Regions from separate parts of the Mus musculus genome. Here region 2 is linked to region 1. The links are chromatin loops, found by intact Hi-C in ENCODE. Cell type or tissue: left cerebral cortex. All regions are shown on one strand. Links, peaks and the distances in the headings refer to the core of each region. The heading gives the core; the rest is flanking DNA. Region 1 holds the start of Mir7049 (microRNA 7049). Region 2 holds the start of Acp7 (acid phosphatase 7, tartrate resistant).

Region 1 (8,327 bases), core at 261-8,260:
GGTTGGAGGGAGACAAGAGGCACTACACATAGGAATAGCAGCAGGTTCCCCGAAGGTGAGGGCATCTGAAGGTGAAGTGATGGCCAGCAGGCTGTGTTAAACACAGGAAGGGGAACTGGAGGAGGGGAGGGAGGGAGCTCCTGGGATGATAGGCAAGGGGAACTGCCTGTGCAAAGGCCCTGCAGTATGAAAGCTGCTGTGAAGGTGATGGGCCACAAGGAGCTGTGGCTCTGAAGAGAGGACAGCTGGGCTGACCCTCTAGTTGCTCAAGAGGAACCCACAAAAATAGCTGCTCAGAGGGCCCAGGAAGAGTCTGCTGCCCCCTGCTGGTATATGAGATATCTGCTGAACCAGCCAGGGCAGAAGCAAAGAATTGGAGAAGGTTTGAGTGACAGATGACCTGCCACTGATCCCACCTCCCTTGGTGCTTCCTTCCTACAGGTGCCTGTAAGAACTCAAGCCACCCCACTGTTCACAAACTCTGTGCTAAGGCCCTGGAACCATGTTTGGAAAGAAGAAGAAGCGGGTGGAGATCTCAGCCCCATCCAACTTCGAGCACCGTGTACACACAGGCTTTGATCAGCATGAGCAGAAGTTCACAGGGCTGCCCCGCCAGTGGCAGAGCCTGATTGAGGAATCAGCACGCAGACCCAAGCCCCTGATCGACCCTGCCTGCATCACGTCCATCCAGCCTGGAGCCCCCAAGGTAGCCATCACCACACCACTTTAGCCCACAGCCCATACTGCCAGAATGGCCCAGCCCTTCAATTGCTCCTGGCTTCTTTGCAGAACCTCCCACCTCTGTAGCCCAGTGGTCGGCCTTCCACCTGCCAGTACAATCCTGGAAGGTCAGCTTCTGACTTCCACTCCTGCCCCAACACCACAACACTACACATTCAACCTTGGTCTCCCAGTGCTTCATGACATGGGAGACAACATGGGAGTGCTCCCAGACAACATCCGGGCTTGGCTAGGGGATGCCTAAGCTGCATTCCAAGGTCCAGGAGCAGCTGAGGCAGATGGGAGCAGGGCAGCAGCCATTCAGTCTTATCATCCTGAGCAAATTGTCAGTTGGAGTGAGACTTGAGGTTTAGATCCAAGATCCTCACACTTCCCCCGCCCCCGTGTACAATGTGAGAATTGTGGTCTCACTGCCTAGGCAGGAACTACAGCCTTGCAGGCCTAGTGGTAAGAGTGCCCCAGCTGGACTCATGCCATGGGTGGTGGGACCCAGAGGAGTACAGCCAGACGTGTCCCCACTTGGTGGAGTTGGGCGTGCCTATGGTCAGCAGGCTGGGTACCCGGCCCTGCAGCTGATTCATCCTCTCCCAGTGACCAGCCAGGGTCTGGCAGGAGAGAGGCAGCGTCATCAGGGCACCCACAGCCGTGGTGCTTGGGTGGAGGCTGGGCTCTTTCTGGTTATTTCTGTGGCCCCGTAGGGTCATGTGAGAGCTTTGACTTCTCTCTGTTGCCTAGAAAGCCCCTCTTGTCATCTGAATCTGTATGGGCTTTTCATGCCCCAGGCCAGCTGGAAGCCAGTAGCAACTGGTTATGAAGTAGGCCCCTCCATAGTCCCCAGACAACCCACCCTAAACACTCCCATGACCCAATGAGCTTTGTGGTCATTTCTCACACATTGTGTGTCCCCAAAATTTCACCACTGCTCTATGCACCCTTGTGTTTCCACACCTTTCCACAGTCCTGCCAGGGGAAGGACACTTGTCCTAATTCCCGTGCAGGCAGGCACCTTAGCTGGGACTGCCTAGATGACAAGCTTCCTGACCACTGACTCAGGTTCTAATAGCAGAGCCTGGCAGGTAGCCCCTGAAGGAAAAAAGAAATGAAAAAGGTAAACATGCCTGCTCCTAGGTGTGGTGGAGGAGGTTATTGTGGGTATGAGGGAGAGCACAGCCAGAGGCAGGGGCATCTGGAAGAGGCCAGAGTGGACATGACTCTGAGCCAGGTGAGGAGAGGGGGAGGGAAGAGCCAGGAGGCCAGGAGGGTAAAAGGCAGCAGAGTCAGCGCAGCCAAAATGGCTGGATTATATAGGGAAAGGCAGCTGGGGGAAGGCAGTCCAGGGGGAAGCAGTGGATGCCGGAAAGAAAGACCCTGTAACAGGTAGGGACTGAGGGATGCTGGGAAATGCTAGAGGCCTGGTCTGCTTTGATATGTCAAATAGGCACCTCAGCCATTTGTCCTGGGTTTGAAACCTAACATCCATCTTTCTTGACTCCCTGGACAAGGCCAGGCTTTCAGGCAGACAGCCAGGGCCCACAAGAGGCTGGGACCACAGCATGCCATTAGGAGCCTTATGGACTCCAGGTCGTTCCCGGGAGCTCAGTATAAACTCAGCCTCAGAGACTATCCAGGCAACTCCCCACCTCTCCTTCTTGCCTTCCTCCTCCCTTCCTTCCTTCTTTTGCAAAGTACCTTGTTCTTGGTGTGGACTCTGATCTAGGTCCAAGACCTGGTAGGCTGTGAATGGTAGAACAAGTGCTCAGCCCCGGGAAGGCCACAGGGTAAAGCAGCATCCTGGGCTCACAGCCTAGTCCGCTGCAGCAGGCCTACAACCCTGGTTCTCAACCTGTGGGTCACGACCCACATAGTGGATATTTACATTACAATTCATAACAGTAGCAGACCACAGTTATGAAGTGGCAATGAAATAATTTTGTGTTTAGGGTCATCACAGCATGAGGAATGGTCGCAGCATTAGAAAGGCTGAGAACCACTGTTCTAGAAGAAAAAAGGAAAGAGCCGGAGACTTGTGGGCTGGCATTTAAACTAGGGGTTAGCAAGTCCTCAGAGAAGGAGGTTTTGATCAGAGACCTCTGGGAGGGGAGTGGGACAGCCATGGAGACATTTGGGAGATGTAGGGCAGGGCAAAGAGCTGATGGACACACATCCAGTGTATTGGAGGAACCGCCTGATGTGCCCAGTGCTCAGGAGGAGCCAAGAAGACCACACCTCAGTGGGGCAGGGAGAGTGGAGGCTTGGTGGTTCAGGGCATGTTTCAGTTGACGCTTGCCACACAGCTCCCAAGCCTCCTAGCTTTAGGCTGTGGGCTTTCTATTCTGCGCCACATCCTCTGCCCTAGGGGATCAGAGCTGCGTGGTTTGAGGGTTAATGATGCTGGCAGCCTGCAGGGGAGGAAGTGCTGAGCCAAGCGGCCTGTAATTTGCAGCTCTTGGGGGCTGATTATAGGCTGAGTTCTCCTCCCTCACCCTAGTCCACAGGGCAGAGCTTGCTGCCAGGCTGGGAGCCAAGGAAAGTCAAGAGGCACTTGTTGGGGGAGCACCAGAGTGGGTGGTGGGCGTGACAGCAGCTCCTGGGGCTCCCACCCATCATCACAGGCTATCACCTCACCTGTCTCTGTCTTGTTTCTGTGTTGTATTGTCTTTCCTGTGTCGGATGCACGACCTGTGTCCCCTCCTTCCTGGCCCTACCCTGCCATTGCCTGGACCCCAGACCATCGTTCGGGGCAGCAAAGGTGCCAAGGATGGGGCTCTCACTCTGCTGCTTGACGAATTTGAGAACATGTCGGTGACGCGCTCCAACTCCCTACGCAGAGAGAGTCCACCACCACCTGCCCGTGCCCACCAGGAGAATGGAATGCTGGAGGAGCGGGCAGCCCCGGCCAGAATGGCCCCTGACAAAGCTGGAAGCAGAGCCCGGGCCACAGGCCACAGTGAGGCAGGCAGTGGCAGTGGTGACAGACGGCGGGTGGGGCCAGAGAAAAGGCCCAAATCTTCGAGGGATGGTCCAGGAGGACCCCAGGAGGCCTCCCGCGATAAGCGCCCACTCTCTGGGCCTGATGTCAGCACTCCTCAGCCTGGCAGTCTGACCAGCGGGACAAAACTAGCAGCTGGCAGGCCCTTTAACACATACCCACGGGCTGACACGGACCACCCACCCCGCGGTGCCCAGGTAACCCATCCCCCACTTTAGCACCTCAGTATCCACTCCATTGTTTCCCTCCCACCCCCCCGCCCCTATTCCAGTCCATAGCGCATTTCTCATCCTGACCACAGGTCATCCGGATGGTGAGAGTTAATGCAGACTCCACTCACAACGCCTCTTTCTTCTGTTGCAGGGGGAGCCACATACCATGGCCCCTAATGGGCCTTCAGCCACAGGCCTGGCCGCTCCTCAGTCTTCCTCCTCCTCCCGGCCTCCCACCCGAGCCCGTGGTGCTCCCAGCCCAGGAGTTCTGGGTCCCCATGCCTCTGAGCCCCAGTTGGCCCCCCCAGCACGTGCCCTTGCTGCCCCTGCTGTACCTCCTGCCCCTGGGCCCCCTGGGCCTCGCTCACCACAGCGGGAGCCCCAACGAGTGTCCCATGAGCAGTTCCGGGCTGCCCTGCAGCTGGTGGTGGACCCAGGGGACCCTCGTTCCTATCTAGACAACTTCATCAAGATTGGTGAGGGCTCTACAGGTATTGTGTGCATTGCCACTGTACGCAGCTCAGGCAAACTGGTGGCCGTCAAGAAGATGGACTTGCGCAAGCAGCAAAGACGTGAACTGCTCTTCAATGAGGTGGGTGCTGGCCGGGAAGCCCAATGCTCTGCCCTCCTCTCCTCACAGCTGTCCCAGGCTAAGACTCCTGCCTGTGCCTGTCATCCCAAGTGCCCATGACTTTGTTCCAACTAGTCCTGGGCCTGTGTTCTCCTCCAGACCTCTTCTCCTTCAGGGTTCCTGTCTCTGGGATGCTCTGTCATCCGTCACTCGAGACCACTGCCCAGGATCCCCTTCCTCCAGTCCCTCTTCTGTGAAGCCTCTTTCTCCCACCCTTGGGCTCCAGCTTTTCTGTCAGGCCTCCCCTGGGCACTCCATGTATCACATCCGAGAAAGGAGTCCTTTGCAGCCTTGACAGACCCTCCTAATGTCTCCCATGTCCTCAAGTCAGAGTTCAGCTCCTTGCCCATCAGATCCTGTCCCAGATAGCTCAGAACCAGACTTGGACTTGAACTTGGTTCGACCCCGTTTCTGGCTCTGGGTGTCAACCTTGGCATCCATCACAAAGGCAGTTCTGAAGTGTGTGGGTGTGACAGGTACCTCCTAACCCTGCTACAAGAGTCCCCTGAGGTCCAGTCTGCTTGCCTGTCACCTAACACTTCCTACCCTCACCTGTTCCACAGCCCACAGCCCAGGGCTCCATCCACACCAAGAATTCCTCCTCACACTTAGCCTGCTCTCGTCCCTGTAGGCAGTGTTCCCGCCACATCTCCTAGACCTTTCTTTCCCTTGTCAGTCAGTCCTCCCTCTGGAGTGCTCCATTAATGTGCACCACATGCATATGTACACACACACACACATATGTACACACACACACACAGACAGCTTTTATTTTAGCTTTCCTTCATACCTTCCTGTCCTCCTGTCCTCCTTACTTCTCCAGATGCCCCCTGATAGTCAGACCACTAAAAAACCGGCCAGGACTGGTCAGGATTAGAGAACCTGCATGGTGTCCAGGGTGTATCCCTAGAATGAAGTCGCCCACAGGCTGGCCTCCAGGTCTTCTTGGCTTTGGAAAAGGGGACAGCTGGAGTGAGCTGGTTTGCCGGCATACAACCTGCTGGAAGGTGGAGGCAGGCTGGCTGATGCCAGGGCTAAGGGTAGAGGCAGTGCCTGAGGTCCCAGTGCTGATCTGCCCCGTGCAGGTGGTGATCATGCGGGACTACCGGCACGAGAACGTGGTGGAGATGTACAACAGCTACCTGGTGGGTGACGAACTCTGGGTCGTCATGGAGTTCCTGGAAGGCGGCGCCCTCACGGATATTGTCACCCACACCAGGTACCATAGGGCAGCCTGCTGGCTCATGTGCTCCCTGGGGTGGAACTGGGACCCTTTAGGCTCTGGTGATAGACAAGTGCCCTCCAGAGTGTGGGTGGGGCAGTGAGGCCAGGCACACAGGATGGGGGTCATAGCATCGTGGCTCCCTGACCCCTGTTGAGGCGGGTCTTTGTGACCTCTTGTTGTCTAAAGCAGGGTAGGGGCCTCTTCACTGCCCACTCTCACCCCAGGGTGGGATGCCCAAGGCAGCGCTGAGTGCCCAGTTGCTCCTCTGCCCGCGCAGGATGAACGAGGAACAGATCGCCGCCGTGTGCCTGGCTGTGCTTCAGGCGCTGGCTGTGCTCCACGCCCAGGGTGTCATCCACCGTGACATCAAGAGTGACTCTATCTTGCTGACCCATGATGGCCGGGTGAGTGGGCGGGAGGCTGGATGTGTGCGGCTTTGTGTGCTTTTGAAGGGGCAGCTTGAGGGAGGGAGTGGCACTGTTCTTGGCCATCATGATAGAGCAGAATGCAGCCAAGCAGCTCACTTCTGGGGGGCCAGGAAATGGGAGAGAGCCTGAGCTGAGGGCCTGCTCCCCTTCGCACCCACATTCGGGAACAGCTCCTGTCCCTGTTAGTCCTCTGGAAACGCCTCAGACAAGCCCGTCACTCAGCCTTCTCTGGCTATGATCAGGATGAACCGTCAGGCCCAGTGCTGGGGTCCCCGCCTCACCCTTGCTGTGGTGGCGGTGGCAGATGAGCTTCTGGTGACTGGAGGAGCAGCTGGCGATCTGTCCCTCACAGAATGGCCCAGAGTAGCGGCCCAATCAGTGAAATGCACTGTCCTCATAGAGCTGGAAGCTGGACACCTGACCAGCAAGGAAAGGCTTGGGCCGCAGCCACAGCTCTGGGCTGCGTGCTTCCCAGCCAGGTGGCTGGCCTACTGCCCTGTTGGGTTTTTAAAATTTAATTAAATTAATTAATTAATTAATTTTTTTTTTTTAAGACATGGCTTCTCTGTGTAGCCCTAGCTGTCCTGGAACTCACTCTGTAGACCAGGCTGGCATCAAACTCAGAAATCTGCCTGCCTCTGCCTCCCAAGTGCTGGAATTAAAGGCATGTGCCACCACTGCCTGGCTGTTTTTATTTTTTGACAACAGGGTCTTACTGTGTACCCCTGGCTGACCTGGAACTTGGTGTGTAGACCAGGCTGGCCTTGAACTCACAGGGATCCACCTGTCCCACACTTAGTTTTTTTTTTTTTTTTTTTTTTTTTAAATGAGGCACTGCCTTCTGTGTGTCCGTGGCTGGCCTGGTATTTGCTACACTGCCCAGGCTGCCCTTGGACTCCTAAGAGCTGAGATCACAAGCATGCTCCACTATCTCTCCCCCATCTTCCACCAGGACTCAGAAAGGCCTCATTGCCCTGGCACTCGGGCATTGGACCAAACTTGCTGTGGACACAAGTGTCAGCTTCCCTTGTGGTCCTTGTGCCATCCTGGATGCCTCCCTCCCTTTAGCAAGCCAGGTTGGAGCACAGGCTTGACCAACCCTCCAGAAGTCTGGACCCAGTGGTGTGAAGCTGGGTGCTGGCTTCCCCATTTTAGACTGAGATCTTGACTCTGAATCTGGGGCCGTGGTTGAGTCAGCTAAGTATCCATAGTCTAAGAGGATATGATTTCTGGAGTCCAGAAGAGACCCAGAGGGCCCATGGCTCCAAAAGGGTGTAAGTCCTGGACACTAGTTGTAGCAGAGGTTCATTCTCTCACAGACACAGGCTGGGCTGTGTTCCTCTTGAACCACGAATAGAGAGCGCTTGTTTCCCCTAGGCCCCAGCTTTCAGAGCATAGTTTGTCTTAGTCTCAGCTGAGCCTTTGCTAGCTGCAAGACTTAAGCCACATCCTCTCAGAGCCTCCAGATACCCGAGGGCCCTGCCAGGAGTGAGCAGAGCTGCCCTCAGCCCTGCTGCTCAGCGGAGCCCGTGTGTCTGAAGGCAGTCAGGTAGGCGGCACCTCTGACCTGCAGCCCCTGTCTGCCTCAGGTGAAGCTGTCCGACTTCGGGTTTTGTGCCCAGGTGAGCAAGGAGGTGCCTCGGAGGAAGTCGCTGGTGGGCACCCCGTATTGGATGGCCCCGGAGCTCATCTCCCGCCTTCCCTATGGGCCAGAGGTAAGCCCAAGAGGGACCCAGCTACCCAATCCCAAGTGGCCTGCAGGAAGGTGGCCAGGGCTTCCATTATCTGTTGGGAAAGCCAGGCTGACTACAGGGGAGCAGGTGCTGCTAGGGAAAGGGTGGCATCGTCATTCTGGCTGTAGTCGCCACCGGAGCCTGCTACTTGATGCTGTAGCTACTTAGCCCTGCGCTCTTCCAAGTCAGCAAACTTGATCCCCATAGGGCATGGGCAGGCTGGAGCGGGGTTCCACAGGAGTGAGGCTAGCTTAAGACTCACTCTCTTGGGTCTTACTTAGGATGGCTTGTAACCGACAGGAGTCAGGCCTCGACTCATTAGCGGTCTGTGGCAGCTGCTGTTGCCTAGACCTGAGGATCTAGGCTAG
Region 2 (8,327 bases), core at 219-8,218, 70 kb before region 1:
CTGCCTAGAATCCCCCAGTGAGGGGCTGGGGGCGTGGCTCAGTGGTAGAGCCCCTGCCTAGAATCCCCCAGTGAGGGGCTGGGGGCGTGGCTCAGTGGTAGAGCCCCTTCCTAGAATCCCCCAGTGAGGGGCTGGGGGTGTGGCTCAGTGGTAGAGCCCCTGCCTAGAATCCCTCAGTGAGGGGCTGGGGGCGTGGCTCAGTGGTAGAGCCCCTGCCTAGAATCCCCCAGTGAGGGGCTGGGGGCGTGGCTCAGTGGTAGAGCCCCTGCCTAGGATCCCCCAGTGAGGGGCTGAGATGTAACTCAGTGGTAGAACAGTTGTCTAATTTGTTCAAGGGCCTGGTTTCTTTGCCAGTACCACAACAAAGAAACGATTTCGAAGACTCATACCAAGCACGAATTTTAGCTGGTTTTTCTTGATTTATTCACTCATCCACCCTCCCTTCAGCTCTCTAAAATACGTCAAATCCAAAGTATGGCTGCAGCTGCGTGAGTATCCCTAATTTTACAGGTAAGGAACCTGAGGCACAGACAGGCAAAGGAACTGCTAAATATTTGGAGTTGGACTTTGAACCTGGATCATTCGCCTATAAAGCCCTGACTTTCCAACTGTGTGCGCTACCTTCTTCTCCGAGTGGGAAAAGAGCAAATGGGCTTTGGGGGCAGCTTAGAAGAGAGTCCAACAAAAACAAACAAACAAACAACAACAAACCCACATCACATGATCAAGGACTAACCCAAAGTGTGTTCGTGTTCTTGATGAATGCAGAGGGATTAAATGAAATTTGGGAATAATTACAGCTATTATTCACCAAGCTCCTTCTTTGTGCCCCACCCCGTGTTAGCTACATGGGAAGTATGTTTCTGAGTCCTATGCAGGGAGGCCCTGCTCTTCCCAGGCAGGACACCAGGACACTGAGCCTTAGAGAAGATAGGTCACCCAGCCAAGGGACAGCAAAGCAAGACCAGAGCTGCCAATTTTCCTGAGCCATCAACCTTCCCCAATTCTTCCTATCTCTTCTACGTTGGAACAGTACTGTGTTCATAACGGAAGAATGTTTGTTTTTAAAAAAGGAAGTCTTAGGAGACAGGTCAGTGGGAAAAGGGTTTGATGTGCAAACCCTGTGACCTGAGTCTCTGTTCCTGGAATCCTGTCAAAAGCCCGATGTTCTGGAATCTGTAATGCCAGCACTCCCAGGGCGAGGTGGAAGGTGGAGCCAGGAAAATCACCCAGAAGCTCCAGGGACGGCTGGTGTTCACAGTAAACTGGGTGTCAGGCAGGACAGGGCGGCTGAAGCATCAGACTGCCACAGGAGGCAGGACCCGCATGGAGGCATACACGCAAATGAATACAATTGAAGAGGAAGCTCTTTTTTTTAAAAAGTGTCTCATTTATTATCACTTTATTAGCTACATGCATCACACTCTGTCACGCTGATAAAATTAAAATCTGTCTCATATGCCACCCACAGATCAACTCTGGACAGATGGCCTGAACAAGATGCAAATCGATAAAGCTGTGGGTAAACAACTTAAAAGAGCAGAAGCACAGACGCCCCACCCCCACCCCCAGCACTTCCCCCTCCTTCTTCCCACCGAGCCAACCTTGTGCATGCTAGCCAATTCATCTATCCTTGAACTATAATCCCCAGCCTTTTAATTTAAATGTAACTTAATTTTTATTTAATTCCTAGAATCCCCCCCTTTTTTCATTAATTCTGAGGTCTTGCTAAGTTGCCCAGACTGGCCGTGGACGCTCTGTGGCCCACTTAGGCATGGGATGTTTGACCTTCATGTCTCCACCTGACAAGTAGCTGAGACCTGGACCACCAGGCTCACCTCGGCAAAGAGTCTGGTTTGTTTTATGACAGGGTTCACTGCATATTCCAGGCTGGCCTAGAACTCACCATGTAGACCAAATTGGCTTTGAACTCACAGAGACCCACCCATTTCTGCCTCTGGAGGGCTGGAATCAAAGGCGTGCATCAGACTCAGTCAGAAACAATCTCTTCTCTTCTCTTCTCTTCTCTTCTCTTCTCTTCTCTTCTCTTCTCTTCTCTTCTCTTCTCTTCTCTTCTCTTCTCTTTTCCATCTCTTTCTTTCTTTCCTTCTTTCTTCCTTCCTGCCTCCCTCCCTCCCTTCCTTCCTTCCTTCTTTCCTTCCTTCCTTTTGTGTGTGTGTGTGTGTCTGTCCTTTTCTCTTGTGTTCTGTCTCTCTCTCTCTCTCTCTCTCTCAAGGTTTTACTACATAGCTCTGGCTGGCCTGATACTAACTCATTATGTAGACTGGATTGACTCCACAGAGATCCATCTGCCTTCTGAGTGCTGAGATTAAAGGTGTGTGCACCACCACGTCTGGGCAGAAATATTTCTGAAATAATATTGTTGGCCAGGCATGGTGGTGCACACCTGTAATACCAATACTTATAAGGTGGAGACCATTTGAGGGCGTGGGGGTGGCACATGCCTTTAGTCCTTCCTAGCCCTCAGGAGGCAAAGACAGACAGATCTCTGAGTTTGAGGCCAGCCTGGTCTATAAAGTGAGTACCAGGACAGCCAGGGCTACAAACAGAAACCCTGTCTCAAAAAAAAAAAAAAAAAAAAAAAAAGAGGTACAAGGTCCTCTTCAGCTACATATCAAGTCTGAGGCTAGCCTAAACTATAAAGATTCATCTCAAAAGGAGCCTCCTTCCTCCAAAAAACGATTGTTGCTTTAAAAGGAAACATTATTCATAATGCAAAAAAAGACTGCATTAAAATAATTTTTGTCACTAAGAAAGATTCCATTAAGGATGGATGAGATGGCTCAGTGGGTAAAGTTGCTTGCCACCCAGTTTGATGACCCAAATTGATCCCCAGAAACCATATAGTAAAGAAGAGAACTGGCTTCTTCTGCAAGTTGTCCTGTAATCTCTACATACACTCCATGTCACTTGAGCACACTCACAAATGTACACACACACACACACACACACACACAAATACAAACATCGAGAGAGTGGGAAACAAACCATTTTCCTATGGATGGTTGGTTGGTTTTAGGTTTTTGTAGCTATCTTGGAACTCACTCTGTAGACCAGGCTGGCCCTGAACTCACAGAGACCCACCTGCCTCTGTCTCTGGAGTGCTGGGATTAAAGGTTGTGCCACCAATACCTGACTGAGCAGGTTTGTAGTACATAAAACTGACAGCTGGCTCTGTTCAGGTATCAGAAAAGCAAATCAATTTAAAAATGAATAATCCGATAGAAAACCGGATAAGGCATTTGAATAGGTACATCACAAAAAAGGACAAACGGGTTAAAAAAAAAAAGGGGAGGGGTCTCTAATTGGATTGCTCATCAGGGAAATGCAAATCAAAGCTCCAAGAGCTACTACTACACACCCAACAGAATGACTAAAAATAAATTGCCTGACAATGCCAAGTGTTGGCAAGGATCTGGAGCAATGGAAATGTTCCCACATGAATGGTAGGAAGTGAAGAAGTGACTGCAACTGCTTTGGGAAAACTTCTGTTAGTACTGATGTAACATAAAGACACACAGATGGCCGGGAGTGGTGGCACATGCCTTTAATCCCAGCACTTGGGAGGCAGAGGCAGGCAGATTTCTGAGTTTGAGGCCAGCCTGGTCTACAGAGTGAGTTCCAGGACAGCCAGGGCTACACAGAGAAACCCTGTCTTGAAACAAACAAACAAACAAACCAAAAAAAAAAAAAAAAAAAAAAGACACACAGATGTATATACACACACATACATCATATATATTACACATATACACACATATCATATACATTATACATATGCATATATACATACACACATCATATACATTACACATATACACATATACCATATACATTATACATATGTATATATATATGTATATATACATATACATATACACACATACATATACATCACATACATTATACTCATACACATGCACACACATACACATACATATACATCATATATTTATACATATACACATGTAAATTCATGTGCATATGTATATACATATGCATCATATACATTATACACATATGTATATGCACATATGCATACACACATATGTATATACATCATATACATTATACATTTACATACACAGACATTTGCACACATGCATATGCATATATGTCATATACATTATACATATACATACACACATACATAGTATACCTATATTTACAAGCCAGACATTCTCTTTGCTCTATACCTAAAAGAAATGTGTATAAATGTTCACCTACAAAACATAAACAAGAATGTTCAAAGCAGTCCTACTTGTAAGAGCCAAAGTCTTGAATGTATAAACTCCCATTTTTACTGGCAGCTAAACAGTGGTGCGCTCATACAATGGGGTACTCCTTGGCAAAGAGAAGGAATGGATTGCATCTCTCTGCCCAGGCCAGATAAATTTCACAATGATCACTCTGAGAGGGATATCAGGCACAGGAGTTCATATAACATTCCTCTACTAGAGTCACATGCACAGAGAGGCAAAATGAAACCATTGTGTCCAAGGAGATATCTTCATGTAGTAACGTCAAGGGCTGGCCAAAGTCAGTACAGTGACTTCCTTTGTGCAGAGAAAGACGTGGTGCCAGGGAGGGCGTGTGGAGAAGGAAGCTGGTAAGATCCGACTCCCCCCCCCCCCAGAGGGCAATGAGTTCACAGGTATGACCTACACTGGTTAAGTAAAGCCCTCTGTGGTTTTCATGGGATTTTCTTTTTATGATGAAATAGTTCATTAGGATTGTTTGTTTGTTTGTTTGTTTGTTTGTTTTTCAAGACAGGGTTTCTCTGTATAGCCCTGGCTGTCCTGGAACTCACTCCGTAGACCAGGCTGGCCTCGAACTCAGAAATTCGCCTGTCTCTGCCTCCCAAGTGCTGGGATTAAAGGCGTGCGCCACCACCGCCCAGCTCATTAGGATTTTAAAACGACTTAGGAAAGCAGACCCATTATTACCTCTTATCTTCCAGACTGTACATATCTTGGGTATCATGGTAATTGGACGGGTCTTTCTGTAGGACACATGCTCTGCGCCAGGCATGGTTCTAAGTGGTTCCTATCTGATCTAATTTGATCCTCCGCGACAACCCCAGGTACTTACTATTGTCACCCCCTTTAACAGATGGGGAAACTGAGGCACAGTGAGGCCAAATGATTTGCCAATGGTTGATGCACTAGCTAGATTTCAACACAGGACAGCTGGGCCCACAGTAGATGCTCTGTGCTCAACCTAAAGATTTCAGCTCCACAGGCTCTGAGACCTCACCCAGCACAGCAGCCTCCTCCTCTCTCCTTCCCTCTTTCTTTCTTTCTTTCTTTTTTTCTTTCTTTCTTTCTTTCTTTCTTTCTTTCTTTCTTTCTTTCTTTTTTTTCCAGGATCTCATAGAGTCCAGTCTCTTCTCAAACTCAGTATATATAGCTGAGATTATTTTGAACTAATCTTCCTCTTTCCACTTCCCAGGTGCTGGGGTTACAAGGGTGTACCACCACACCCAGCTTCCTTCCGTCCGTCCTTCCTTCCTTCCTTCCTTCCTTCCTTCCTTTACTTTTGTCCTTTGAGACTCTAGCCTAGAGTGACCTAGACCTTACTAGGTTGCCAAACCTGACCTTGAGCTATTAATAGCAGCAGTCCTCCTGCCTCAGACTTCCAAATGTTGGGATTATATCACCAGACCCATCTCCACATATGTGGTTTCTTTTAAATTTTTAAGCCATGTTTGTTTGTTTATTTATTTGGTGGGGCTGCGTGTGACTGTGGGTGTGTGAGTGCCACAGTGTATGCCCATGGAGGCCAGAGGAGTCCGTTTTCTCCTTCCACCTTGGGGGCCTTGGGGATGGAACTCGGCTTGGCAGCAAGTGCCTCGACCTGCAGAGCAGGGCTTAGTGGAGCTCAGGAGGACAGACACAGCACAGAATTCAGCACATCCTTCTACCCCAAGGAGGGCAGCAGGAAGTGATTGCCTGACCAGGGCCTGGTCCCAGGAACCCCACAGCATGCTTCCAAATCCCACTACAGTCCTGCCGGGGACCCAAAGCATTTACCAACAGCTCTAGACCAGGAGAAGCCAATCCCTGCCAGGACCCTGCTACCTGTCAGTCATCTCTCCTAATGAAGCTGCCACTTAGAACTGAAAGGTCTGCTTCTCCCAGCTGCCTGTGCTGCTGAGGTGCCAGAACTTTCCTAATAAGGCTTTCCTCTGAGGGGGAAAAACCCCCCACAAAGTGGAAAGCAAAGCTTCCAGGTTAACTGTTCTTTTGGATCTGATGCTAGACTTGACGTTTAATGAACTAAGGAGTCAGCATGGCCTGCTGTGCTGGTGACTGCAGTCCCAGCACACAGGAATAGACGGACTGCAGAAAAGGCTGGAGGCTAGCCTGGGATACATAGTAAATTCCAGTCCAGCCTGGACTACATTTCAAGACCTCTCAATTTAACGCCCCCCCCCTCTACTCGGACCCACCAAAATACAAACAAATTCACAGATATACAAATAAATAGATCTAATAAAGAATTTAAAACAAACAAACCAACAAGTCAGGCACTGTGGCACGCGCCTGTAATCCTTGCATTTGATAGGCTGAGTCTAGAAGATCAGGAGTGCTGGGCAGTGGTGGCTCATGCCTTTAATCCCAGCACTTGGGAGGCAGAGACAGGCGAATTTCTGAGTTCGAGGCCAGCCTGGTCTATAGAGTGAGTTCCAGGACAGCCAGGGCTATATAGAGAAACCCTGTCTTGAAAAACAAAACAAAACAAAACAAAACAAAACAAAACAAAACAAAACAAAACAAAACAAAACAAAACAAGATCAGGAGTTCCAGGCTAGCCTCAGCTATGGAGTAAGTGAGTTCCAGTCTAGTCCGGATTACATAAAATCCTGTTTTCAAATAAACAAATGAGAAAGCACATGTGTTTCCGTATGACACACTTGCTTTAAAAATATTTGGCTGTCCATAACTTGGTGGCATAAAAACAGGAGCAGCCAGGAGTCACGTTAGGTTTGCAGTAGGCATCCTTTGCATAAAACCCGGCTAAGATGCTTCCATTCTGGAAGGCCACCAAGAAAAATAACAAGAAGAGGTTTTGATTGTGGCTGCTAGAGTAGCGGTGAGCCAGAGCTGAAATTGATAAAGAGAGTTGTTTGTGGCGTTCTGCTTTAAGATAGGGTCTTGTTAGGGAGCCTAGCTGGCCTCAGGTTCCTGGCCTCCTGGTCCAGCCTCCTACAGATTGGGATTAAGGGGTGTACCACTACGACCAAGTGATTATTTTATCTTTGAGACAGGCTCACACTCGTTACTGTGTAGCCCTGGAACTCATCGCAGAACAGGCTAGCTGGCTTTGAACTCATAAGGACCCTCTGCCTCCGGTGTGCAGGAGATAAAGGGCGTGCAACACTAGCCCCAGATCCGAGTGATTTATCAATTATTATTATTATTATTATTATTATTATTATTATTATTATTATTACATTTTAAGCTGTAATGAAAAGGGGTAGGGAGTTCAAAAATCCTAAAGACCGGGGACTCCCGCCCCGAAGTCAGACTCCACAAGCTCCACCTCCAAAGACCTAGAACTGCTTACAAAGCTAAACTGCAGAGTCATCGCACAGAAAATGCGTGTAAGACAGAAAACCTCTCTTCCCCCAAGAACGTGTCTGCTGTGGATCTGGGAAACCCTAAGCGCACTTTGCTGAAGGCCTCTTCAGCATCTAGACAGCTCAAATTCCACTTGTTCCCACCTTGACAGGGGTGTGGGGGGGGTGGGGGCGGCTCTGGACTTGAACTCGGTTCTTAGGGTAGCACACCGGGGTATGTGCCAGCCATCTCCTCCTTTTTTACAGGTGAGAAAACAGGCTGTAGCGAGATTGAGCAACTGCGCCTAGGGCACCGGGCTCACAAACACCATTGTCACCAGGGCCTTTGGAGTTTGTGTTTTCCAGGATACCCTGCGGGGGTCTGAGGGAGAGTCCCGGCTCTGGGAAGCAGGAAGGAGCTGAGAGGAAGATGCTGAGGGCTCAACGGAGATGGATGGGAATCCCAGGATCGCGGCCTCCCTTGGGACTGAGGGTGGGTTTCTGTCACCAGGGGGTCTCCGCAGCTGGGGCGGTGGGACGCCTGGGGACAGGGCAGCCTTACCTGTCCCGGCGCTAACCTGCTGTCTGGCTCGGAGGTGGCGGCGTCCCATGCTTTTCTGGGTCCCCTCTTTCTGCGCCCCACCCTGAGGGGGGCGTGAGGGTGGGCGTGGGGCGCCAGGGACCGGCCGGACCTGTGGGACACGGGGCTCGGGCTGTCTGGGGAGCCCGTCACCTGAAGCAGCCG

What was found. Hi-C counts contacts between places; a loop is a spot of excess contacts. Peaks named below come from ENCODE experiments on the same cell type or tissue, not always from the same donor. Only the 100,000 strongest peaks of a DNase experiment are listed, where the experiment ranks them.
Region 2: a loop joins it to region 1, with 6 times the contacts of the local background. A loop is called at or near these places in 2 of 42 quality-filtered maps.

Annotation. Positions count from the first base shown.
Region 1 is chr7:28,560,413-28,568,739 of GRCm38, reverse strand. It overlaps Pak4 (p21 (RAC1) activated kinase 4), which reads left to right. Exons shown (of 10, transcript NM_027470.3): 3 at 442-706; 4 at 3,469-3,927; 5 at 4,094-4,534; 6 at 5,659-5,792; 7 at 6,076-6,202; 8 at 7,816-7,941. The coding sequence starts at 503. Mir7049 (microRNA 7049) reads left to right here and starts at 7,756; the gene lies at 7,756-7,815. In left cerebral cortex, for the core only: a CTCF peak has its summit at 327 (motif pointing left); DNase peaks (open chromatin) are centred at 313 and 7,580.
Region 2 is chr7:28,630,592-28,638,918 of GRCm38, reverse strand. Acp7 (acid phosphatase 7, tartrate resistant) reads left to right here and starts at 8,006. Exons shown (of 13, transcript NM_175319.5): 1 at 8,006-8,075. In left cerebral cortex, for the core only: no CTCF peak of the experiment used is centred there; DNase peaks (open chromatin) are centred at 1,176 and 3,456; H3K4me3 peaks cover 9 bases.